Linked DNA regions of Homo sapiens: all the other regions are linked to region 5. The links are chromatin loops, found by intact Hi-C in ENCODE. Cell type or tissue: mammary epithelial cell. All regions are shown on one strand.

What was found. Peaks named below come from ENCODE experiments on the same cell type or tissue, not always from the same donor. Only the 100,000 strongest peaks of a DNase experiment are listed, where the experiment ranks them.
Region 1: a loop joins it to region 5, with 11 times the contacts of the local background. A loop is called at or near these places in 4 of 110 quality-filtered maps.
Region 2: it touches region 5 in a loop (15-fold over the local background); 109 of 110 quality-filtered maps call a loop at or near these places.
Region 3: a loop joins it to region 5, with 15 times the contacts of the local background. A loop is called at or near these places in 11 of 110 quality-filtered maps.
Region 4: it touches region 5 in a loop (8-fold over the local background); 28 of 110 quality-filtered maps call a loop at or near these places.

The regions. Positions count from the first base shown.
Region 1 is chr11:31,234,286-31,239,285 of GRCh38, forward strand. The region is part of intron 9 of DCDC1 (doublecortin domain containing 1); the gene reads right to left. Among named protein-coding and RNA genes, the nearest start is that of DCDC1, 130 kb to the right of the region's middle. In mammary epithelial cell, a CTCF peak has its summit at 1,964 (motif pointing right); no DNase peak of the experiment used is centred here.
Region 2 is chr11:32,171,411-32,176,410 of GRCh38, forward strand. No RefSeq gene overlaps it. Among named protein-coding and RNA genes, the nearest start is that of SNORA88, 30 kb to the left of the region's middle. RefSeq lists enhancers at 4,080-5,000, 4,534-5,000. In mammary epithelial cell, CTCF peaks have their summits at 2,218 (motif pointing left) and 4,980 (motif pointing left); a DNase peak (open chromatin) is centred at 4,981; H3K4me3 peaks cover 303 bases.
Region 3 is chr11:32,152,262-32,157,261 of GRCh38, forward strand. It overlaps the pseudogene THEM7P. Among named protein-coding and RNA genes, the nearest start is that of SNORA88, 11 kb to the left of the region's middle. In mammary epithelial cell, a CTCF peak has its summit at 2,256; no DNase peak of the experiment used is centred here.
Region 4 is chr11:32,295,425-32,300,424 of GRCh38, forward strand. No RefSeq gene overlaps it. Among named protein-coding and RNA genes, the nearest start is that of WT1-AS, 140 kb to the right of the region's middle. In mammary epithelial cell, a CTCF peak has its summit at 2,372 (motif pointing left); no DNase peak of the experiment used is centred here.
Region 5 is chr11:32,049,604-32,054,603 of GRCh38, forward strand. It overlaps LOC101928385 (a long non-coding RNA gene), which reads right to left and starts at 3,718. Exons shown (of 2, transcript NR_188501.1): 1 at 3,544-3,718; 2 at 3,155-3,366. RefSeq lists an enhancer at 2,828-2,907. In mammary epithelial cell, a CTCF peak has its summit at 2,717 (motif pointing right); no DNase peak of the experiment used is centred here.

The sequences.
Region 1 (5,000 bases), 820 kb before region 5:
GTTACATTAATTCCCACCTTTTGCAACATATATAAAATAAGAGCAAAGAATGAATTTTATTATTTGAAAATCAGAAGTTTGTTGTAAGATTGATGTTTACTCGAACTAACGCTACTAACAAGAAGTGAGGAAGCCACTATATATGTCTCTGAATAAAATAAAGCAAAGCAATGATACCCAAGATGTTTACAATTGCTTTATCAATCATTAGTCAGACTTCTCAAGAACCAAAGATCTTAACTAGCAATCATTGACAACACTGATCCATTTGAATAGTAAATAGAAAATACTAGTCAATCCTTAAGAGAGTTGGTTTTCCTCCTACTAAGAATGTGTATTCAATACTGTTTTAGTTCTTCAAGGAAAAAAAATTCATATTCTTGTCCGTTCACACGAACCTCTCAGTGAGCATTATTGTTTTCGGAGGAGGGGGCAGGAGGCAGGGGGCCCAGGATGTTGACAGAACAGATAGGATGTCAGGTGAAGATAGAATGCTATGCCCTCTCTAACCAGCTGAAGACTCAGCATGATTGTTTTCTTACAAATAATACCTGTGGGTGTTGAAACTGTTCAGGGAATCTATCAAACACACTCTTTCACTTTGCTGCTGTAACTCTATAAAATTTATTCTCATTTCAAAAGAGTCATAGGCAATAATACCTGTAGGTGGTTGAGTAATTTAAAGAACATTTGTCAGGTCTACTTTCAAGTACTTTGCCTGGACAATTCTATCTTTATTTGGAGTTTTTAAAATGCAATATTTCTACCCAATATGATTAGAAATTTCCACATAAGATATCTTCATCTAACTAAAGAAGGATATCTTCATCTAACTAAAGAATGATCTTAAATATAAGTGGGGATATAACATTAGGATGTCTGAGAATAAATTTTTGGTCAGAAAATAAAAATAAATTTAGGTTATAATCATTTCCATTTTTTACAATTATGGAAGTCATTCACACACAGACATAAAAAGCAAATACATCAACAGTGTATTAGAAAAAATGCATTAATAATATATTAATGCCAAATTATTCATCTCAGGGAAACTTAAAGTGCCTACCTCTATAAACTTAGAAAAATGGTCCATATTCTGTAAAGGGAGAGTTGAGTAGAAAAAAAAAACACAACTTTCCTTGTTAAGTCAATCTGTATCCATATTAAGTTTACTTTATCTGTATTATAATTAAAACACTTAAATTGGGATTTTTATAAAATTTTCTATTCAGTCACAAGTACAGAGGATAAATGATTTTTAAATATTTCCATATTAGTTCATTCAAAAAGTATTATAAAATGAAACAATTTAAATAATTTTTAATTAATCAAGAAAAGTAAGGTGATAACTAATATTTTTAATATGTTGATAAAGATGGAGACATATTCCTAGATGATCCCCAAATGGAATTCACTTTTCATCAAAATGTTCAGAATTGCATAAGCAGAAAAGTCTATCTTTCCTTTATGAGATGCAGTTTTTAAGTTAAAAATATTTATTTTAAAATACCATTTGAAACGTAAGTTGGCCCTTATTCTTTGGAGAAGGTTTAACATTAATACAGATAATTTTTCTAATTGAAAGACACCCAGCTGAGATGTCAATAAAGCTCTCTGGTTTTACAGAACTGAATTACCATGTAAAAAAGAAAAACCTCTATTTTTTTCCAAAGTGAATTATTTAATAAATAGTTTTCATGATAAAAAGTTCAATTTTGAGCTAGAGATACATATTTGACACTTGGTAGTATAATTCTAAGAGAATTAGAGAAAAACACAGATTTGAAAATTTTCTCCTGACCTAAACAGCTTTATGACAAGTCAAATGAAATGTTCCATGAAGATAAATATGTCATGGATAAATGATGGAAAATAAACACTATTTCAATATCACTTCTTATTTTATTCCACTGTCACTTCCCCCCTCTCTGTAATAATTACCTATGCACAAACTCTAGATGGCAATATTGCACTTACTGTACTTTTGAGAAAATTGTCACAGTCGATCTCCACATATCCTCTTTATCAACATTTTATGTGCCATGGATCTATAGCCTCTTATTATAAGTGTAATGAAGCAGAAGTTATTGAAGCATTTTATTGATTGCTCAGATCACAAGTTTACTGCCATACTGAATTGGCACCTTACTCACTGAAGCAAACTGCTGACACCTTTTTTAAAAAGTGACAACTACATCTATTTCATGACCAGAAATCCATTTTCATCTCTATCAAGACAAGAATGCAATTTTCACTTCATTTAACTGATGTTAGGCCTGCTCAAAGCATGACACTTAGAAAGAGACACAAGTTTAAGGTTCTTAAAATACTTCAAGTAACTAGAATGCAGCTTGGTTTCAGGAAAAAAAAAATCAACAATCACTCAAATCTACAAACAACCTAATATTCTAAAAAAAATTACTTACCAGAACCTTCAGAAGTAGTTTTCATCTCGAAATGACTATCACACTATTTTCATGTTTTTAATAGTATATTATGTTTATATATTATAGATTTTGTTCCAAGGTTTCAAAGGATAATTAGGAAGTTTGTTAAAAACTGAAATATTTTAAGTGTTGTCACAGAAAGGCTAAGTCAAAGAAACAGCTCAATTTTTAAAGTATATACAGAAAATGAAATAGAGATAGTTATTCATTCAATGATGTAGAACCAATAAATTATTTTAATTGACACAGGATCTGAAAAGACAAACTTCAAGCACTTCTTTTTTGAAAAATTAAAATACTAAGATTCCTTTTAAAATACTTTATGCAATAAACAAATTTTGTCAATAATAAATGTAATTCAAGCATATTTTGAGATGAATCAATTCTGGATAGAATTATATTATACTATTGTTTGATACCTAATTACCAAACTTATTGAAAGTGTGGATAAAGTGAGCCAACATTAACTTACACAATTTTTTAAACAAAATCTAAGTGCTTTGGTAGAGCTTAGTTTTAGTATGTTAACAAAATACATTTCAATTTTAAACTGCAAAAACAATATATACTCAAGCTAGATGGTTATTTCCTCATCAAATAATATGCCCACAAAATAAATCTGCAATATTGTTACAATTTAAAAAGTAAAACCTAATTTTTGAAATAGAAATTCAGTACCTGAGATTGCTAAACACAATATGCCAAATATAGAACTTTTACATATAACATATATAACAGCATCCAAAAAAGTTAACTTGCTTAAATTAATAAACAAAAGAGACTACATACATGCAAAAAAATTTAAATTTAAATCACTCGGGCCAAAAATTATATAAACCTCAACAAACTTTATTAAGTAATGATTTACTACAAATAGCTCAAATACACATTTCAAAATTAAAATTACAGAAATAAAACATTTTCCCACAACTTCAGACATAAATAGAAATTGCAGTGTTTTTCAATACACTACCAAAGTTTAGAAAATACCCCAAGAATTTAAGAAATATTGGAGAATACTTTGGTTTATTTATTTTGCTTTAAGTAATCAAATCAGCTAAAATTTAATATCAAACAATCATTTTATTCCGAAGTGCTAAAAACTAGGAGTAGAATTAAAAATTCCTTAAGATTTCTTAAATTCACAGATTCACATTTTTTCATGGCTTAATGAATTCAGGGGCTATGACTCTTCCTAATTAAGATGGTGCTTACCATGATATAATAGATACTCATTTCCCTTTTTTCTCTCTGAATTTCAAAAATAACTATGCAATCTATAAGAACTGTTAGGCCATACTGTGAACAGCTTTAAATGATTAAAACTGAAAGTTTATGAGTGCTTTCAAAAATTGTATTTAAAAAAAAAAAAGTACTATGCATTCTTATGTAAAAGTCTCCAGGAATTTTGTTGGTTGGCGGGGAAATTCAAACTTGGGAAGACATTTTCAGAAATGAGTGTTTCTCAAAAATCACATTTGTACTTAACACTGCCCATCAGCCATTCTGAGTCATTACTTGTATAGCTGCCTGGCACAGCTCCATGCACGTTTATGCATCTTTACAGTGTTTCTCAACAGACTGCCATATTTTGTTTACTGACAGCAACTAAAAGCTCTATGTGGGATGATAAATAAAGAACATCATGTTTAAAAATCACTAATATCATTTTAAAAGGTAGTGCAGCCTTGTGTTTTGGCCTCTCCTTAGCTGTGTTAGGCCTATGAATGACAGCTTCCCTGCTTGAAGCACACAGAAAGCACAGCCTTCCTCATTCACTGACAGGACTGTGGCCTTTTCACACGTTCCTTCCACAGCAGTGTTTGTCCCCAAACACTAGAACTCGACACAATGGCATTCCTACTTCAACACCCCCACCAACAGCACCACTACATAACAAGAATGCTAATGAGATGGAACGGCCCTGTCGCTGAAAGTGTTAACTACATTTCATAGGAATGCGTTTATGCAATTGCAAAGATTACCAATTAAATAGATTCTGCTTAGCTCCAAGCAATTTCCAAGATGCTTCCACTTTTAAGGAAATAAATGTGATAAATGTATGTCTAAGTGACTTTGTGCTGTTCTAAATAAAATATCTCATTTTAATACACACGAATCAGTATATATTTAAGACCACCCTAATGTAGTGTGCTTAAATCAGTTGCATGCTATAACAGCCAAGCTAAAGTTAAAAATTGAAAAATGAGTAAGTTTGTAAACATAAAACCAGTAGCCCTGACTTTTCTTTTAAAGCTATATTATCGCAATTTATTTAAAATAAATTTCCTTTGGGAATGACAAAATTTAAAGCTTATATTTCGACAGACATCAAGATAATATTGTTGTTTTTATATGTGGTCTCAAAAGTGAAATAAATTGAAATAATATCAAGAATAATCTAATCATACGATTTATAAACTTTAATTTGTTAAGGAAATAGGAATCATCATCTACCTCCATTTCACCTATCTAAAGATTCTTTAAAACAATCTTATATAAAACTAAATAGAAAAGGCTATACCAAAGGTCAAATGAAGTAAGTGTAGTTGA
Region 2 (5,000 bases), 120 kb after region 5:
AAATCCCCTAGATGGTTGGGACTGAGGTGAGGGGTTGGTGGTGAGGGAGTGGTTGAGAATGAATGGGATGCTAAAAGATGGCCTAAAAGCAACAATGCCCAGTGCGGAGGATTCAGAGATGGAGAAAATACACGAGCTCACTGATGCTCTGGCCAAGAGAGACATCTAAGTAGCAAGAGCACACGTGACCACACATAGCGAAAGGAAGTGTGAAGTGCTGTGGCACAGAGAGGAAGGGGCAATTAATTTTCCCCAGGGGAATCAGGGAGAAATATAAGAAATTATATTATATTAGATTGCAAGTTGTTTTACCAGAAGCTTCCACCGAGACAATATTTAAGACCTCCAGAGACCTAGAGAAATAGTGAGTAGGAGGGCAGGAAGATCACAGGATTGTTAAGTCCCAATCCTCCGAGCCTTAAAGAGTGGCTGATCCGGGAGCGGTGGCGGGCTCCTGTAGTCCCAGCTACTTGAGAGGCTGAGGCAGGAGAATGGCGTGAACCCAGGAGGCGGAGCTTGCAGTGAGCCGAGATCGCGCCACTGCACTCCAGCCTGGGCGACAGAGCCAGACGCTGTCTCAAAAAAAAAAAAAAAAAAAAAAAAAAAAAAAAAGAGTGACTGATCTGTGTTCATGGATGGATGAGTCTTCCCTTCGCTGCCCCGAGGACCTTTGAGTATGTCCCCTCACAGGCCCACGGGTTCCTGTTCTGCTCGATCAAAGCCCAGCCAGACAACACTGTGTCCCAGGAAACAAGAAGTTTAGCAGAGAGGGACTGAAAGTTCTTGTTTTGAAAGGATGCAGTGGGTTATTTCCTGCCACGCTATTTTGTTTCTAGCAAAAATTTTAATAAACAGGCTTTCAGAAGAAGGGACTACATCCTCTCTGCTAGATAGATTTGTTTTTGCCACATGGGTTTCAGTGTTCCTAATGAACTGTTAACAAGCTGTCAATTACACGCACAAATTAGGAGAGATGACATGGAGAGGTTTCTATCACAGAGTGTACTCCTAGGCTGCAAACTACAGACCCTTAGGGCCGAGGGCCTTGCCTTTGGACTTTCCAATGATCCCTTTGACCCATATGGGAAAATCATTGCAATTAGGTCCTGGTTTTGGAGGGGAGGGAGGTTTGAAGACCTAAGTTAAAAGTAAATTTTTTTTTTTTCTCACTCCAAGTGCTGAAAATTCTCTTGGTTTCTAGCAAATCAAACAGTTAATTCTCTGCTGCAACATGTAAACCTGTTTAACTTAAATGGGTGCTGACAGAAGACTTCATTCTGTGCGACTTTTATTGTCATTTCTTTTCCAGCCAATTGGCTCTGTAGCCTTTCTGCTGTTTATCAAGCCCCTCTTTGGGCTTCCGGGAATAAACTCCACACAAAGGAAGAAAACTGTGCAAGCAAATAACAAACTTTCAGTGTAATTATTCCTGCTCTCTGCCTGTCACTCCTTCCCAAGAGAATCTCCAGAAAGTCCCACTTATTCGAGGAGCTCTCAATCTCCCTGGCCTGTTTGAAGTCAGGAATGTGATGCTAGGGGAATGGTTTAGAGCGCCGTCGGCAGTGCTGAGGAAAGCCAAGTAGGCTGGCACATTCTGGGTGGCGGCGTGCCGTTCTCTAGGACACAAAGGGACATGAAAGGTTTTCCGCAGACCCGAAAGAGAAAGGAAACAAAAATCAGAAGTGCTCCCTTGGTGAGAATTGTTGGCAGGGCTCCTCTCACAGAAATCGGATAACAAAAAGACCAGTTACTGGTTAACTTTAAGAAAGAGCCAGCCACGCCAGGGGAAGGGCGCACATTAATAGTGAATGAAATGACCGTGTGCACGGCTTTGTGGTCAAAGGATCCGTGGGAGATTCTGGAAAGGAGGCTGCCCAGAGGGGCTGTCCCTAAACACACGGGGCTGATGGGCCACAGTTGTTCCCATTTCACTCCCATAACGTCAATCGTTTCCCCAGAAAGCCATGGGAGACTCTGTGGGCTGGGCCCTCAGATTTGCAGGGCTGATTCCTGGCCAGCTTAGGTACCCTGTGACTCAGTTTCCTACCTGCTGAAGAACTGGAATGAGGCTGACAATCCCAAAATGAAAGGAGATGCCCAGTGGCAGGATCCCTGGTCCCAGATGCAGAGGCTAGGACTGGCTGGGAGGGCTGTGGCCGGCAATCAGGACGCTGGAGGCTCCGATGGTTTCTTCCCTTTCTGGGGCACTGCTGCCTCCTGCTGTCCTGCCTATTAAATCTCAGGTTTCTCCCTCCACCCGGCTAATCAATCACCACCACCCTCTCCCTGGAGACTTTTCCTTGTGTCACCCAGGGTGCCATCACACATCAGGTCCCTCTTCAAGTCTGATCTTAGGTTCTCACTCTACTCTATCCTGCTGTAAGGGAGGAGTCCTGAATTTGGATTCTGAAGGCTCAGGCTCAAGTCCAAGCTCTGCCACTCACTGTGTAACAAGGAATATATTTCTTCATCTTGATGAACTTTGCTTCCTCTTCTGAAAACAGAGATTGGGGAGGATGAAGTCTCTGTGAGGTCCAAGTGAGATCATGGGAAAACTCTGTAAACCAGAAGGCAGTCAACCAGAGGTTTAATTTTATTATTTACTTATTATTTATTGAAACAGGGTCTTACTCTATTGCCCAGGCTGGGTGCAGTGGTGTGATCACAGCTCCCTGCAGCCTCAACCTCCAGGGCTCAAGCAATCATCCCACCTCAGCCTCCTGAGTAGCTGGGACTACAAGAGATTGCCACCACACCCAGCTAATTTTTATTTATTTATTTATTTATTTATTTATTTATTTAGTAGACACAGGATCTCCCTATGTTGCCCAGGCTGGTCTTGAACTCCTGGGCTTGAGAGATGTTCCTGCTTCAATTTCCCAAAGTGTTGAGATTACAGGCATAAGCCAGCAAGGCCAGCCTTAAACCAGAGGTTTTAAATTTGCCTCTATCTCTCTCTTTTACTCTTTTAGCAGTGGAACCCTCTTTTCCAAATTAGATCTTAAGTGGAGCCCCAAAAAGGCAGAGCGTTCTGGTAGAAGCAGGGGCAGAGCCCCCAGCCCCTTGGCCACACCCTCCAGGTTCTGGTCCCTACCCCATTGCTGGAAAACCACTGCCCTTGAGGAATATTCACTATTAACTATTAGCAATCGAAAGTATTTTGAAAATAAAGCCCCATGCTATTACTGAAAACATGAATAAGAAGATTAGAAGACAGCCAAACAATGCCCTTCAAAATGTCTGTCCACCTCCTTTTCTTTTTTCTTTCCTTTTTTTTTTTTTTGTTTGAGACGGACTCTCTATCTGTCGCCCAGGCTGGAGTGCAGTGGTACGATCTCGGCTCACTACAACCTCCGCCTTCCGGGTTCACACCATTCTCCTGCCTCAGCCTCCCAAGTAACTGGGACTACAGGCGCCCGCCACCACGCCCAGCTAATTTTTTGTATTTTTAGTAGAGACGGGGTTTCACCATGTTAGCCAGGATGGTCTCTATCTCCTGACCTCGTGATCTGCCTGCCTCGGCCTCCCAAAGTGCTGGGATTACAGGCGTGAGTCACCGCGCCCAGCCCTTTTTCTTTTTTCTTTTCTTTTCTTTTTTTTTTTTTTTTTTTTGAGACAGGGTCTCATTCTGTCACCCAGGCTGGAGTGCAGAGGTACAATGGTGGTTCACAGCAGCCTGACTGCCTCAGCTCAGGTGATTCTCCTACCTCAGTCTCCCAGGGTAGCTGGGACTACAGGTATGTACCACTATGCCCGGCTAATTTTTTGTATTTTCTATAGAAACAGGGTTTCACCATGTTGCCCAGGCTGAACTCGAACTCCTGGGCTCAAGCAGTCTGCCCACCTTGGCATCCCAAAGTGCTAGGATTACGGACATGAGCCACCATGCCTGGCCTGACTCCCACCTCTTTAAACACAATTTTTTTTGCAACCTGGTATTCTTTAAGTTTTCCTTGCAATGACTCCTATTTCATTTGTCATATCACCCATTTTCTCCTTGTCTGATACTCATGGCTACTTATCTTTAAAAGTGGTATCTTATGTCCATTTCGTGACTCACCCCTACACACACTAACATGCATGCACACATACACACAATTAAGAGCTACCTAAAAGTATAAATTTCTTAAAACCATTCTACAAAAATGAAAAATGAGCTATAGATCCACTGGTAAGAATCCTTTTGAATCTCCCAACAATCTCTACCACCAGTCACATTGCCAAAAATGACCACAGACAATTGTCCCCATCTGACTAATGTCCTCATCGTCAAGAATGGGATTTGCTGGCAGGTTTGGATCTGACATGAGTTGCAACACCCTGATCAGCTCGTGGGGCCTAGGCCCTGTTTTAATTCAGAGCTGGTATTCCTGCAGGATTCCCCACTACCTTCCCCTTCACTCTGCCGGTTTCATTAGGCAATTCTTCCCGATCTAAACACTCACTGTATGGTAGGTTGCAAAGCCACAGTCCCTACCCCCAGCCCCAGAGAGGCCCAGAGGGAAAGTCAGCAGGTACAATTATAGCTTTCACATGTCCTTCTGGAAAGAGGAGTTAAGTGTTATTTTATATATTTTTCTCAGCACCGTGTCAGTGATTTTCTCGGGAAGCACAAGGCTCCTGCTCCCCCCGCCCACATACAATGAAAATTTTATGGAAAAGTTATCCAGAGGAAGGATGGCAACGTTTTGTTTTGTTTTTTCCTGAAAGCCATGTGGGCTATTTTCTACTGCATACTACTGTCAAGAGCGGAATCACAAATAAATCTAAGAAGCAAGGAGAGGGGTATAAAATATAAACAAGGAAGGAAAGAAAGAAGGGAGTTAGCGAAATAAAGAGAGCTCCACATTTATTAAGAAAAAAAAGAATAAATTGGTTTTTTTTTACAAGCGACAGAAATTGGCCTACAAAGGGCCTTTCCTACTTGCATCCCCAAAACCAACCCGCCAAGCTATGGGCATTCATGGCTCTCTTGTGCCCTCTAGTGGGCAAAGGTGGTC
Region 3 (5,000 bases), 100 kb after region 5:
ACATCGGGCTATTCAACCTAGGTGAATTTAATGACTCAGGACAGGTCGGGCGATGAATGTCCCTGTAAATCATTTATAATTGCAAACATAAAAATTAAAAATCAGTCTGAAGAGCAAGATAACGTAATGGTAATGACAAAGAGCAGTAATCTGAAGATAGCGGCTCCTTGCTTTAATCAGGCCCATTCGAATGACAGAGCGCTCAGCCTCTGGGGGATTGTTCTGGAAACAAAAGGCTGGGAACCTACTTCAGTCTTTAATGACTCACTACGATAAAAGAAATTAACTGAATTTTCATATTATAATTATAAAACTTAATAGGGAATTTTTTCCTCTTCATACTCTTTATTTTTCTTCTAGTTGAGATAAACCAACAGACAGCCTATTCTCCTTACAAGGATGACTTTAAAGGCCAGTGATGTTCAGCCATGTCACACTGAAAGTCCAGCTAATAAATTATGTCCAAAAAGAGGCGCTGCCAGTGCTATAAAAGATAGTTTCTGGAGGCTTTGAGAAATTTTAAAAAGTCCTTACCTTATTTTCAGTGTGTATATGATACTGTAGCCCTCCAAGTCAGCCAGATCAAGAAGCAGATAAGCAATAAAGCATCAAATTCTTCTCTCCGGTGCTTGTGAACCACAAATTGAACATTCTCCTTCCCTTGCCTTTTCTGCCTGGTAGACATTTAGTCATAGTTCCAGGTCTAATTTAGGTGGAACTTCCTTTAGGAAGCTTTCTCTGATTACCACCCTTCCTTCCTCTTTTCCCAGAACTTCCCCCTTCCTGGCGGCTCATTCTCTCTTCTGGGTTTCCTCTGAACCCTAAACACAGACCTAATCCTGGACTTATCACACTGTGTGTCTTACTGTCACAGGAGTAGGATAATTGCATTCTCTCCTACAAAGCTATCATTCTTTTGAGGAGAGACTATGTAGGAATCATGACCAACCGACCCTCCAAACACATGCCACATTGTGGGCATTGAATAAATATTTGTTGGCTGATTGAGATCTATCTTAATTCCAGGTTTAACCTGGGAGAAAAAAGTGAGGGCAGAGTCAAGAAAATACCAAGCCTTTAGCACTGAAGAATAAAAAATACAAAGAGAGATAAGGGGTAGGGGCAGTCAGTACATAAGCTTCCTTAAATAGACACACAAATACACAATTCTTGCTCTTGATAATAAGAAAATAAACATGGGGTATTTTCTCTGGAGCTTTTAAATATTTCCAAGAGCCCTTGATAAAATTACAGTATTTTCCTGAGCAGCTGGGGTGACATTGCTCCATATAATTTCTTCTCCACGTGAATTGTATTGTGACATGAATGAGTAAGAATTTTTCAGTTGCAAGCAACAGAAACTGACTTCAGTCAACTTAAGGGCAGGGGGAAAGTCAGAGGTAGATTTTGTAGTTAGAACATAAAAGCATCTCACTAAACCGAAGGACAGGAATGTGGCTGGGAAGCAGGAAGAGCTGGAACTGGGAACTGGGAAGTTATCTCTTCAACAGGAGTTTCCTCTCTCTATTCCATAGATCATATTTCCTTGAGTCTCTCTCACCCTCTGTGCCAACCTTAGTGAACATCAGAATCCCCCAGAGGGCTTGGTAACCTGCAGGTCGCTGGACACCTCCTCCAAGTTTCTGAATCTGTAAGTCTGGGTGGGAACTGAGAATGTGTGTTTCTGACCAGCTCCCAGTGATGCTACTGCTACTGATCTGGGCACCAAATTTGAGAACAATTTCTCTATATCAGCTAGTGTACAGGGCAGGAAGAAGGTCAATGGAGCTGCCACATTTGCAGGTCACAGTCATAGCCACCAAGAGAGACTCAACCTGGTCCCACTTTCAGCTTCCTGGGAGACAGAACTCATTGCCCCAAGTGGACTAAGAATCTACCCTGGGCCCATCAGCTCTGGCTAGACACATGGCTGCCCCCTGAGCACACTGAGCCATTCCCAGGGAACAGGAGCTGGGCAAGCCACCCAATGTGACTGCCATGAGACTCAAAGGAGTCTTGCATTTTTACTGGACTAGTGGAAGCCCAGGTACCTTTAAGACAGCAGAAGCTCAGAGTTCAGGAAACTCCCTCTCACCTGAAACAAAACTCAGAACTACTCCCATCTCTGCAAACAGCAGCTCCTGTCAAATGTGTGAGGGCAGGAAAGAAGTAGGGCTTCCTTCCCATGTGACACTGCGGCAGAGGGTTGAAGAACTTGGTCTGCAGCAGTGGTTCTTAAGCAGGGGTGATTCTGCCCCCTAGGGACACTTGGACATTTCTGGAGACAGTTTTAATTTTCACAACTTGGAGGTGAGGAGTAGGGCTGCTACTGGCATCTAATGGATAGAGACCAAAGATGCGGGTAAACATCCTACAATGCACAGGACAAGCCCCATAACAAAGACTTCTCCAGCCCAAAATGTCAATAGGGCCAAGACTGAGAAATTCTGGTTGAGAGCCTAAGAGATCCTCAAAAAAAGAAAAGTTATGGTCTTCTCCTCCACAGCATGGGTGACATTGTTCCACATAGTTGAATCCCAGTCCCACCCACTGAGTTAGAGCCCTACACGGCTGCTTACTGGCTGTGGGAACTCAGGCAAGCCACAATCCCTCTAAGCCTTAGCTTCCACATATGTAATATGGGACACTAGGGCTGTTGGAGGGAATTTAATGAATTAATAGCCATAAAGAACTTAGCCCAATGCCTGACACACAGTAAGCACTCCATACACAATAGTTATGTATCAATGTTATTACTGTTGTTATTATTATTATGTATTTGTGATTGGACTCATGGAGGAACTCTGACATTCCTCCCTGACTTGGGATAGATAGCTCAATGAATTCAGGAATTATTGTGAGGGTGGGAAAAAAGGAGGCTAAACTCTCATGGAAAAGAATAAACGGGGTGGCAGTGGGGTTGGGAGGAGCCACTCATCTTAAAGAAAGGAGACACTAGAACCTGCATGTGGCATCATTCTGCATCCTCTTTCCCTTTCACAGCAAAGTGTTTTTACGTTGGCACTTTTCATACTGAATTAGGGAAAGTAAATATTAATAGGAGATGATACTAATCACCCATGACAGAAAATTCCCACTCTGATCAAACTTTCATAACACATTAGGAGCAAAAAGCCCTCTCCTGCCTCTTACAGGCCAATCTCCATGTTGCCCATACGCGATGGCAATCACAAGCGTCTGTCCATCTGCAAAGGCTCCTTAACACAGGCCAATGACAACATGCAAACCGAGATTGCACTGCAAATGCTCACTGCCCAAGTGCCAAGGCCAGCCTCCATCACACGGTCAGTGGTAACCGTAGTGTCCTTGATGCTCCTGAATGCGGGCACAAAGCTCTGCCTATCCAGGGGAATCACTGTATCTTGGCATTTTAGAGTTAAAAAGACCTTGGAAATCTTTCAGACCAATTCACTCACATTTAAGCTATCAGTTCATGGAAGGGACTAAGTAAATTTATTTAACCACAAGGTACTAAATCTTCTGTAGGAACCAGACATTAGGTGGAGCAGCGGAATAATCTGAAGGTCTTTCACTTCTAATGCAATTGTGGTAGACAGCCCTTTAGGAGAGTTCTGGGCCAATATCTAGCTGGACTTTGTCACATTTTATTTTTTAGTTTGCTTTGATTCAATTTGATAGTCTCTGTCATTTAATTGATTAGTTATATTTCTTGAGATACTGAATTATTTCTGCCATCTTATTTTGTGTGTTTCTGTTGGTTATCCACTTCTTGACTTCTTTCCCCTCATTTTCTGGCTTCTTTTAGATTGACAAAGTTTTCTATAATTTTTCTTGTTACATTGTTAGTTTGGAAGGTATAGAGTGTATTTCTAGTCTTCTAATGGCCATCCTTAATCTTTTTTTTTTTTTTGTCTCAAAAAAATGAGACAGCATCTTGCTCTGTTGCCCAGGCTGGAGTGCAGTGGTGTGATCACGGCTCACTGTAGCTTTGACCTCCTGGGCTCAAGCAATCCTCCTTCCTCAGCCTCCTGAGAAGCTGGGGCTACACCTACATGCCACTACTTCGAGCTAATTTTTTAAAAAAGTTTTGGTAGAGCCATGGTCTCACTATGTTGCCCAGGTTGGTCTCAAACTCCTGAGCTCAAGCTATCTTCCTGCTTCCTCCCACAGTGCTGAGATTACAGATGTGAGCCACCACATTCTGCCATTCTTAGTATTTTAACCAACTTACTTAATTCTACATTTGTACAACAAAGTCCCAAATTGCTCATTATTTCTATCTTCCTCCCAAATGTGACATAAATCTTAGTGGGCAAAAATGGTCATATTGCCTTGAAGCCTAAAATATTTACTCTCTGGCCCTTTAAGAAAAAGTTTGCAGGCCCCTGCTCTAGAATAATAGTTTAGTGGGGTGGAAAAATTATAGGTTGATGGTTATATTTTTCAACACTTTGAACATATTCCTTCAATGTCTTTGGCCTTTACTGTTGCCCATAAGAAATTATACTTTATGTATTACAGTTTTACTATGATGTGTTTAGCTGTGAATTTTTCTTTGTGTGTACTGCTTGGAACTCAGCATACACTATACATAAGGTGATCACGCCTTTCTTCAGTTTCTTGTCAGATACTGTTTCTCTGCTATTTCTTACATTGGAGTTCTTGATCTATATATTATATCTCTTAACTTAAAAAAAATAATTGTTTTGTTTTTTAAAATGTCCTCTCTGTTAGTGCTGCATGCTACTAACTAAAGCACATGTTAACTCAGTGCTATCTTCCAGTTCACTAATTCTTTCTCCAACTACATATACTCTAAAGTTTATACTATTGCTTTTCTGGTTTGGTGGCTATATTTTTTATTTTCAAGGTTTCTAATTGGTTCTTATTTCATTTGTTGGTTTATTTTACCTTTTATTGCTTGCTTGACTTCCTTATTTGACAGCTTTGCAATTACCTCCACGAAGATGACCCCCAATCAGATCTTCTAATGGCATTTCAGGGCTCCTGTCCCATGT
Region 4 (5,000 bases), 250 kb after region 5:
TAGCCAACGTTAAGTGATGTGAGACTTACCGTATATAAATCTGATTTTATAAAAGCTTTCCACAAAGCATCTATAAAATGTTCATGGTATGTGAACATACACAGTAAACTCAGCCAGGATGTAGTATGGCATTTTAAGGCAGGGGAGTGGGGACAGGAGGCAGCAACATGAAGCAGCCTGTGTTTACATTGTTAGTATGCAGAAACCCACTAACTCACTTTACAATTTAAATTAAGCTGATTACACACAAACACACACACACACACACACACACACACACACAGACTTATTAATGTAGGGTCTTCCTGAATGGCATCTGTTTCAGTTATCTATTTCTACATAGCAAAATGACACAAAATTGAGTGGCTTAAAATAATAAGAATTGGCCATTTCTCCAGTTTCTGTACTTTGCTGGGCAGTTCCTCTGATGCCTTCCCTAAAGCTCACCCATCCTGCAACAATCAGTGGGAAGTCCAAGATGCCTCCTCTCTCAAGCATCTGGCACTCGGTGCTGGATGTTGGTTGTGTGGCCTCAGTTCTCCTCCATGTCTCCGCTTATCCTCTAATAAGCTAGAGCAGTTTCTACACATGGTGCTCAGGACAAGAACCCAAAAGGACTGAAGTGGAAGCTGCAACACCTCCTGACTTGCATAGCATCACTTCCACCACATTCTGTTGGTCAAAGCAAGATACAAGGCCACCAGATCAAGGAGAGGGGAAACAGGCTCCACCTTGATGGGAAAAGCAGCAGAATCTCATTGCAAAGGGGCCTAGCAGGAGCTGGTGCAGCTGTCTTTTAGGAAATGAGCTGCCACATAGGAAATGAGAAGCCAGGCGCAGACTGGGCTGGGCTTTCGCATATGACTTAGTTCTAAGAATTAAATCATAGCATCTGTGGTTAAAAAGAGAAAGCTTGAAAACCACTGCATTAAGCAAAAAGGCCAGAAAATACCATGAAAATAGGAGTGTGGAGCTTTTTTGTTCCTTGAATAAATGTCTTCCTGGTAGGAAGCACAGGATTCCTGAGGAAATGACATTTCTTCTCCATTGAGCAGACAGTGAAAGATCGATGTGACCAATGAAGATGGTGAGCAAGTGGGTAGGGCAGGCGGTTGATCTTTGCAGGAGCAGGTATCTGCAATTTGTCCTCATAGGGCAGATGACAACAGAGAGTGTGACGCTTGTGTGGAGACAATCAGGCTGTCCAATAAGAGAGACAGAGATGCAGCAAGGTGAGACTGAGTCCCCTGAAGTGGGAGGGAATGGCATCAAAGGAAGCAAATGCAGAAAGAAATAGGAGCTGCTCAGATGCCGGGATGTTCATCAACAGGACAAAAGGCTGAAAAGTGGCCCAGAAGGACTCTTCCTTCCTCTTCCAGAAAGAGAGCAGAAAAAATAAGAAAGACGCTTTGTCAAGATAGCAAAGCCATATGAACATAATCACTGGACACCAAGCAAATGACAGGAGACTCTATGATGCTCCAGCAACTCAAAAGAAGAGGACAAAGGAGAAAGAGAAGAGAACAGAGTGAGACTGAGGTTTATACAGTAACCAAGCCATCTCCTTCTAAGAAACACTTTCCAGCTCCCTCTATGTGGGCAGGTGGACACATAGAGGCACACTTGTATATGTGGTTTTCTAATTGGTTTCATTTTAGTCCATAGTAAAAGAGGTTAATTGTGCATCCATATTGTGAAAACATTCTCTATAAATGTCCTAATTAGGAACCCTAACTCGCTTTCCATTATTTCAAAACTGTCCAAATCTGGGTAGACCTAAAGACCATCTGGAACCTGGACTTATGCCCGGGCAGCAATGGATTGCCCTTCATTAGACCTCTCCATGCCCCATCTATTTGGGAGAAAGAAAGGGCGATGGAGAGTTACATGGTGAATACACTAGAAAATAGCATTCCCTGCTCAGACATTTGGTTTTATGATTTTATCTTCCTTGCAATTGACCATGTTCATAAAACTTCAAAGGAGATTTTTCCAGTGCTTTGGCTGTTTAACTGAGACATGCACTTACTTAAGTGTGCATCTGATGTCTGAATATATATGCAGAATACTTGTCCAGGAAACAACAGAAAGTACTGCTATTCTTTACTGTGTCTTTATTAAACTATTTTAGTTTGAAGGGAAAGCTTTTAAAAAATCAAGACTAACTTGAAAATCCAGAGGGAGGAATTGCCAATAAAGTAAAGCCACTCACACTGATTTATCACTGTATTTCTGCAACCATTGCTTGCTTCACTAGCTTGTCAGTGCAGTGGGTGTTGGGGAGCAGTCATCTGGATCTCACGTTGCACATAAAATCTGATATGGATATTAAAAGTCAATCATAAAGCTCCCCCAAGTGGATACTTTTTTAAACTACATGAAGAAACTCGCCAGAATCTCTATGATTGCAATCAAGATGGAGGCCTCAAATATGCTTTTGACGGACAGCAGTGGCCTGGCTTATCCATCTTTTTGTACATAATTTAATAAGATCAGCATCTTGGGAAAAGAATTCTATAAATGTTAAAATGGAATCTACAAAAACACTCTCCTGGCTTCCTTGGGAACGTAATGGGGCCTAGAAGCTGCCTGTGGCTATGCTAGATCTTACATGGCCTAAAAGGATCCAGGGATATAGTGATTTACAGCTGCTCAGGGGGGTAAAAACCCCCTGGAAAAGCTCCCTGGTCCATTTAATTGTGTTCTTTATTCCACTATCTGGGCTGATTATACTGAATTACTAGGCACCCCTGTTAAGCCTGTCACTTAAATTCTAGAACAAATTAAGTTTGTTGAAGGCTTTGCTCTTTCTCTCTATTAAAATATTCATATCTACTCTAACAACCTGATAAAAACTGGCTAAAAGCTTCGCTGCTATCCCCAACAGGGAGTGCCATTTTTAATGAACCCACAAGCATCATAAATAAAAAATAACTGTTCTTAATAAAGAATTGATAGATCAGCTCTGGCCCCAGATAGGTATCAAGGGGGAAGCTACACACAGCCTTGGGAGAATGTGTTCAGCAAATGAGTCTCCCAGAACCTAAAAGCCCCCAGCCAACCATCAAACTCCAAACAAAGGCTGAATCAATGAACTTCCTGAAGAAGTTTCCATAAAATAGCTGAGCCTACTGGGTCTTCATGGGGGTAGATGGCAAAGGGTAGCAGGGAGGGCCTTCCAGAGGTGTATGAGAAAGCAAGGGAAGGAGGAAAGGCTATGGCAGGGGGTTGGGGTGGGGGATAAAAGTCATAAAGAATATTCCTTGAGCATTTACTATGTGCCAAGCATTATCCTCCCAATAATCCTACAAAATGGATAGCATTATCCCCCATAAATGAAGGTAAATGGAGTTGCTGTAAGCAGCCTGAGGTCAGAAGCCAGTAGGTTGAGGGGTCTGAACACCAACCCAGACCTGACTCTAAATCCGAATCCCCAACCACGAAAGGCTTTGTAAAAGCTTTGGAAACACTGCTTAAACCTCTTCCCTCTTTCACTCCACTTATTCTGGGGGCAAAATATGGGACCTAAAGTCAGCAATCACAGCATTCACTTGCCCCTGGGGCTAAATAAGGAGGGGGCTTGGTAGAGACACCATTCCCCAGCCAGATCCTCTTCCAAATCTCCAAACACCCTGGCTGGGATGGCAGCCTCCTTCCTACCAAGCAGGACAGCAGCCTGCTCATCCAACTCCACCTCATGGCTCCAAAGAGAGTACTGGACATAGAATCCTAAGCTGCAGAAAATAAATTAAACAGACATTCTCACAAGACTTTGGAATCAAGGCAGAACAGCAACGCTAGGCTCTGTTGTGTATTGTGTGATATCAGACAAGTCATCTCACCTCTCTGAGCCTTCAAATGTGTCCATTAAATATGGATGGCAGCTTAACTGTTTACACATAGCCTTGTTCCAAAAAGGATTTAAAGCAGCCAATAACATCTATTTCACCAAGCAGTAGTCAGAATAAAATATAACTTTCTTAGCTATTTGTGACAAGAGCACTTGTGATGTAAGAGGGCCCAGCATGGTACCTGGCTGATATGGTTTGGCTGTGTCCCCACCCAAATCTCATCTTGAATTGTAGTTCCCATAATCCCTATGTGTCCTGGAAGGGACCCAGTGAGGGTAATTGGATCATGGGGTGGGTACCTCCTTGCTGCTGTTCTTGTGATAGTGAGTGAGTTCCCACAAGATCTGATGGTTTCAAAAGGGGCTTTTCCCCACTTTGTTCAGCACTTCTCCTTCCTGCTGCCATGTGAAAAAGAATGTGTTTGCTTCCCCTTCCACCATGATTGTAAGTTTCCTGAGGCCTCCCCTGCCATGCTGAACTGTGAGGCAATTAAACCTCTTTCCTTTACAAATTACACAGTCTCAGGCAGTTCTTTATAGCAGCATGAGAACAGACTAATACACTGGCTCACCAGGGGCTGGCAGTAAACACTTCTCTGCCACCACCCTGGACCTCTCACAGGTCTGCACTTCCTCCTCCTGACCTTCTGAAGGGGTTCACTGCCCCACTCTCCCAGGACCCCCACGACATTGCTATGCTTTCTTTTTCCCCACAGCTCTTAAATCCTTTCATGACCTTGTAGCTGGGATGGGGGTGGGAGAGACAGAGGAGGAGGGAGATCAAGAAAAGAGAGTTAAAACAATCCTAGCTTCCCTCACACTCTTCCAAGGCATTCGCAGGAAAAATGCATAATTATTAATAGCAAAAGTGCTGCTGTTATACTGATGTCCCCTGCAGGAGAGGTTGGTCTCACTTAACTCTAAACCTCTTTCCAAGTGGTAGGGGCAGGAGAGAGGGAGGCCTGATCTGAGGTCGGCCAATGTGTGATGTCTAACAGAAAACACAAGGGACCTCTGAGTGGGTGTTGTGGGGGGTGCTCACATGTCCCCAAGCTCAGGCAGTCCAGAGAAGCAAACCTTTCTTCTTCAATCTTGTTTTCCTGTCACTGAACAAAAATTCCTGATGCCACTTAGACACTGAATATGGCCT
Region 5 (5,000 bases):
AGTGTTATCCATGGACACAGGACAGGGAGTTCCTTGTAATGGAGGAGGCCCCTTCCCTTCCAACTTTAGAGAATGGTATATATTTATACTAAGCCAGCTTAGAAGTGTCCTCTTTTCCCCTTTTCCCTATACTACCCACACCACCAGGGGCTTCAGGTAAAACACAAACATAAGAGTCCCTGACAGCCTTTCACTCCCTGGCAGTTCTTTTCTCCACCCACTTTCTCATTTTCTGGGCCGAACTCTTGAATCCGGAGACTCCAGACTTATGAGAGATGCCTAGACTTCTCCAGCTTCTCTTTTTAAATTGTTTTTACTTCCCTCTCGTTCTGACTCAAATCTCATCTCAGGGACTGGAAATTGCTGTGTTAAATGATATTGTCAGCCTGGTCTTTGAAGGATGCGTTTCTAGGACCGTGGCCTCCCCACAGGTCCAATCCCATTTGGGGTGATTCTGCCTCTGCTGGTTCCACTAGCCTAAGAAGTTCTGGGTCCAAAGAGGAGCCTCCATGGGGGTTCTGGTCTGCTGAGAACCCAATCACTAACACAATTTAGAAAATAACCCAAGTCAGATAATCCAAATCTGAAATCCCATCCCCAATCCCTAATTGTATGCAGGGAAATGTCTTATTTTGACCATTTTCAAAAGTCACAGAAAGTGTGGAAATGATGTATGAGTGAGGGCTCAATTGAAGAAAATAAAATCCAACTAGTTTAAATGGGATCGTTTGCAGAGGCTAAATCCACTCCAACAGCCCTATTCTTAAATCTTTCGATTCCTTCTTCTATATTGGAGTTGGCAAACTATGGCCTGCTTTTGTAAATAACACTGCCACCTGTTTGTGTAAGCAAAGCTTGATTGGAACACAGCCACGCCCGTTCATGTACATATTGTCTATGGCTGCTCTAGCACTTCTGACAGTGGAGTTTAGTTACAGCAAAGACCTCATGGTTCACAAAGCCCAAAACTTTTACTGCCTGTCTTTTTTTCAGAAAAAGTTTGCCAATTCCTGTTCTATATTATATCAACTTCACTTAGCACAGGCCACCATCAGCCAACGAAGCTAACAACTGCTCCCATACACCCATGTGTGTACTTACTCTAGTAGCTCTGGAAGTGGCACCCATAGCAACGACTTCAGTCTGAACTGTAGTTATGCTCCTCCCTCCATGGTCTAGCATCCTCCACATCCCTTTCCACACCCATGGATAGGAGAGACAGATGATTTTTTTTTAGGGCAGCTGTAGACGCATCTTGGTTCTCAGACAGAGCCAGGAATATACAGCTCTGAGCCTGTCGTTTTCTTTCTGTAAACTCTCTTAGTCTGTTAGTTGAAGTCAGTCAGTCCCATTGTGCCGTTGGCAGTAGGGAGTCCTTTTCTACCATGAGGAGAATGTATGAGAAGTGGAGACAGTACAACTGGAGAGCCTGTACTGATGGAATATGGGCACCACTACTCAGCTCCAGCTAATGATTGTTACAGTGGAATGCAAACCTGTGTTGTCAAATCTTCTGATTTGTCAAGAGAGGCTGGAAATATTGTTTTGTTTTGTTTTAACAGGCAGTCATTGCACACTGAGGTTTAAGGCTTTACTTGTTGGTGATCTTGGGCAAGTTTGTGTGCTTTTCTTAAGCTTGGTGTCCTAAGCTGTCCAGTGAAAGAAAGGAAGAAAGGAAAGAAGGAAGGAAGGGAGGGAGGGAGAAGGAAGCAAGGAAGGAAGGGACGGAGGGAGGGAGGGAGGGAGGAAGAAAGGAAGGAAGGAAGGAAGGAAGGAAGGAAGGAAGGAAGGAAGGAAGGAAGGAAGGGAAGGACTATATCTTGTAAGGGTTTTGTGACACTTATGTGTGATAATTCATATCAAGTTCTAAGAATGGAGTCCGGCTTGTACAGAGCACATGATCAGCAATTGCTAGCCTCCTGTTTTTCACTAGGCACTGGAGGAGGCACTAGATGGGGATTCCATCTTTCTTGTCTGCCTCTATTCGGAGTGAAGAATGTTCTATTTTCATGGCAGGACTGCAGAGCCCACCTGGAAGAGAGCTCCAGGGTCCACGCGAAAGTCTCTAGAGCTCCTTCTATGACGGGGTGAGATAGACACACCCAAGGAACTGCCCCAAACAACATCTATGGCAGACTTTTGTTAGGGGAGAGAAATAAATAAGTAAAGAGAAAAAGAAGTAAAGCAGGAAGGAAAGAAAGGAAGGAGAAGGAAAGAAAGAAGAGGAGGAAAAAGGAGGGGAGAAACTAGACTCAGTAAAAATCAAAGCATAGAAACATTGTAATTAATGTATAGGAATAGACTGTAGATGTATGGTGTAGGAATATTAAAAAAGTACTAAGCAAGACTCATGTTGCAGATTATAATTAATAATAGGTAAAGGTATTTAAGATTTATTGTTAAGTTTAAAAAGCAAGTTATAAAATAATGTTTATTGAATGATATCAATAGCATATATGAATTTACATATATCCAACTAGAAAAAAGACTGGAAGGAAAGCCAACAAAATATAAAAAATGGTTATCTCTGGGTGACAGAATTATGGATGACTTTTGTTTTGTTTTACTTCTGTGAACTTCCTAAGTTGTCTTCAATGAACCTGTGTAACTTGTGTAGTAAGACAAAATGGGAATTATGAAAAATAATCATTTTGATTGCGAAGCCACTGGTTGGATAGCTGAACCCTGAGTTTCAAATACTTTTTCAATCTTCCAGCAGGTGGCGCAATGGCAATGTCCGCCTCCTTGGGAGAATTTCACTCCACAATTAACAGAATCTCAGATCTCAGCCCACGCCAGCCATGGAGCAGAGGGCTTATTCTCTGGCGGGGAGGGGGAACTTGAAAGAAAACACTCAAACCCAGAAGCTGCCCACACTCAGATTGCTGGCCCTATGGCTCAGTTCTTCCCACAGTAGGAGAGACAAGGTTTTAGGGTAAATGCAATGATACAGGCAGAAGAAATATGTTTTCTCTTCCTCCCTTACCCTCCCTATCCCCCGTAATTTGGCCCTAGGCAAAGTTCAAATTCGTCTTTTTGGTGGGCATTTCTAGATTGCATTGGATTTGCAGCTCATTCAAGCCCTAATGGTAAGTGAGAGTTTGGGCTCAAAGGTGAAGGAAAAAAGCAGATAATCATCTTATCCACAATGCTGTATGGTTAGAGGATCTTTAATGTAGAGCACACCTTGTGCATGAAGATGGTGGACATGCTGGCCAGCCATCGGCTGTTGGGGAGCGCTGAAGGCAAAAGGAGCCTGTGGCCGGGTTAACCAGTCTACCAGGAGTGAATGAGACAGAATCTCTCCAGGCTTGGACACCACAGGAGGCTGGGCTATTCATAGCCAGGGTACAGCCTTAGCTTGATCTGGAAGTGAAGAAACCCTCAGAGAAGTCAGCCGCACTCCATCACTTTGAATTTTGTTTTAAATCTTAAATTTGCCCACGTCCAAGAAAACCACTCCAAAGGGAATCCAGCAGGGGAAAAGCCACCAGAGTCCACCAAAACGGTCCACATTCCCCCCAGATCCACACGCACACATACCATCTGGAAACAAGTAATGCTCTGGGCCTTCTATGCTATTTCTCAAAGCTCTTCAGTAAGCCTCCAGTGCCCTTCTCCGTAATGACATGGAAGAAAAAGAAAAGAAACGAGGGAAGAAAGAAAGGAGGGGAGGGAGGAAAAGGACTACCGCAGCTCATCTTGGCAGAAAGAAGCTAGCAGACTCCTCCCTCCTTCCCCAGAAGTTTTCACTTACTGATTCATCCCCATTGTGATCTAGATGCCGTCACAGAGGACCTGCTTGCATGGGGGCACTCACCTAGGTTTTGAGAAAAGTCAATCAAAGCCCTTGACATACAGGAGCTTTCTATTTCAGACAATCCAGATGATCAGAAGAAACCACATAAAATGACAGGGAACAAGGATCTGGAAGTAACTACATGTGTCTCTCCCTTCATCCTACAGATGTTCATTCTAACTCTCTCTCTCTCGGACACACACACACACAGACATATGTGCACACGAACACACACATTCCCTGGGGTGCTACAGTAGTAGGGAATGCATGCTATGGTTTAAATTTGTACCCAAGATTTATGTGTTGGAAACTTAATCCCCAGTGCAACTGCAGTGTAGGGGGGTGGGGACCTTTAAGAGGTGATTAGGTCATGAGGATGCTGTTCTACTAGACTAATGTCACTTTCATAGGAGTAGATTTGTTATCAAGAGAGTGGTTTGTTATAAAAGCGAGTTTGTCCCTCTCTTGTGCTTTCTCTCCCTCTCCCTGTCTCACCCTCTTGCCCTTCACCATGGGATGATGCAGCAAGAAAGTCCTTCTCAGATGCTAGCACCTTGATATTCCCACTCCCAGAACCGTGAGAAATATATTTCTTATCTTTATAAATTATCCGGTTTGTGGTATTCTGTTATAGCAACATAAAATAGACTAAGACATCACACAATAAAAACAGCAACAAAATAATGAACACATATAAGGCTATATACTAACAAGTTTAGCTTAAAAGTTAAGCACTTTGGAGTCCCTCGGCCTGGGTTTAAAGCCAGCCCTGCTGCCTTCTAGTGGAACATCTCAAACAAATTACCCAAAGTTTTTGAATCTTAGTCTGTACATCCGTTAAATGATAATAATAATAATGGCTACAAGTCACACTATTACAGAGAGGATTCAATGAGATCTTGCATATAGAGCCCTTGGTGCAGTGCCTGGCTGTGACCAGCACTCAGTATGTATTGACTATTGCTGTTTTCTGAAAGCATATTGATAACGGGGCAGTTTGGGATTGCCAGGCTGGAGTTTGTTGATGGAAAGGAAATTTTATCAAGGGCAGTGATGTCCAGTGACAAGACTGTTTGGCACTGAAATCATTTTACAAGGAGCTTCAGTATGCTTTAAAATAGAACCCAACACATTCTTGCCACAGGGGTCCAAAGTGGCTATCTGTAAAAAGCAGTGTGATTAATTAGCTGAAAGGGTCAGG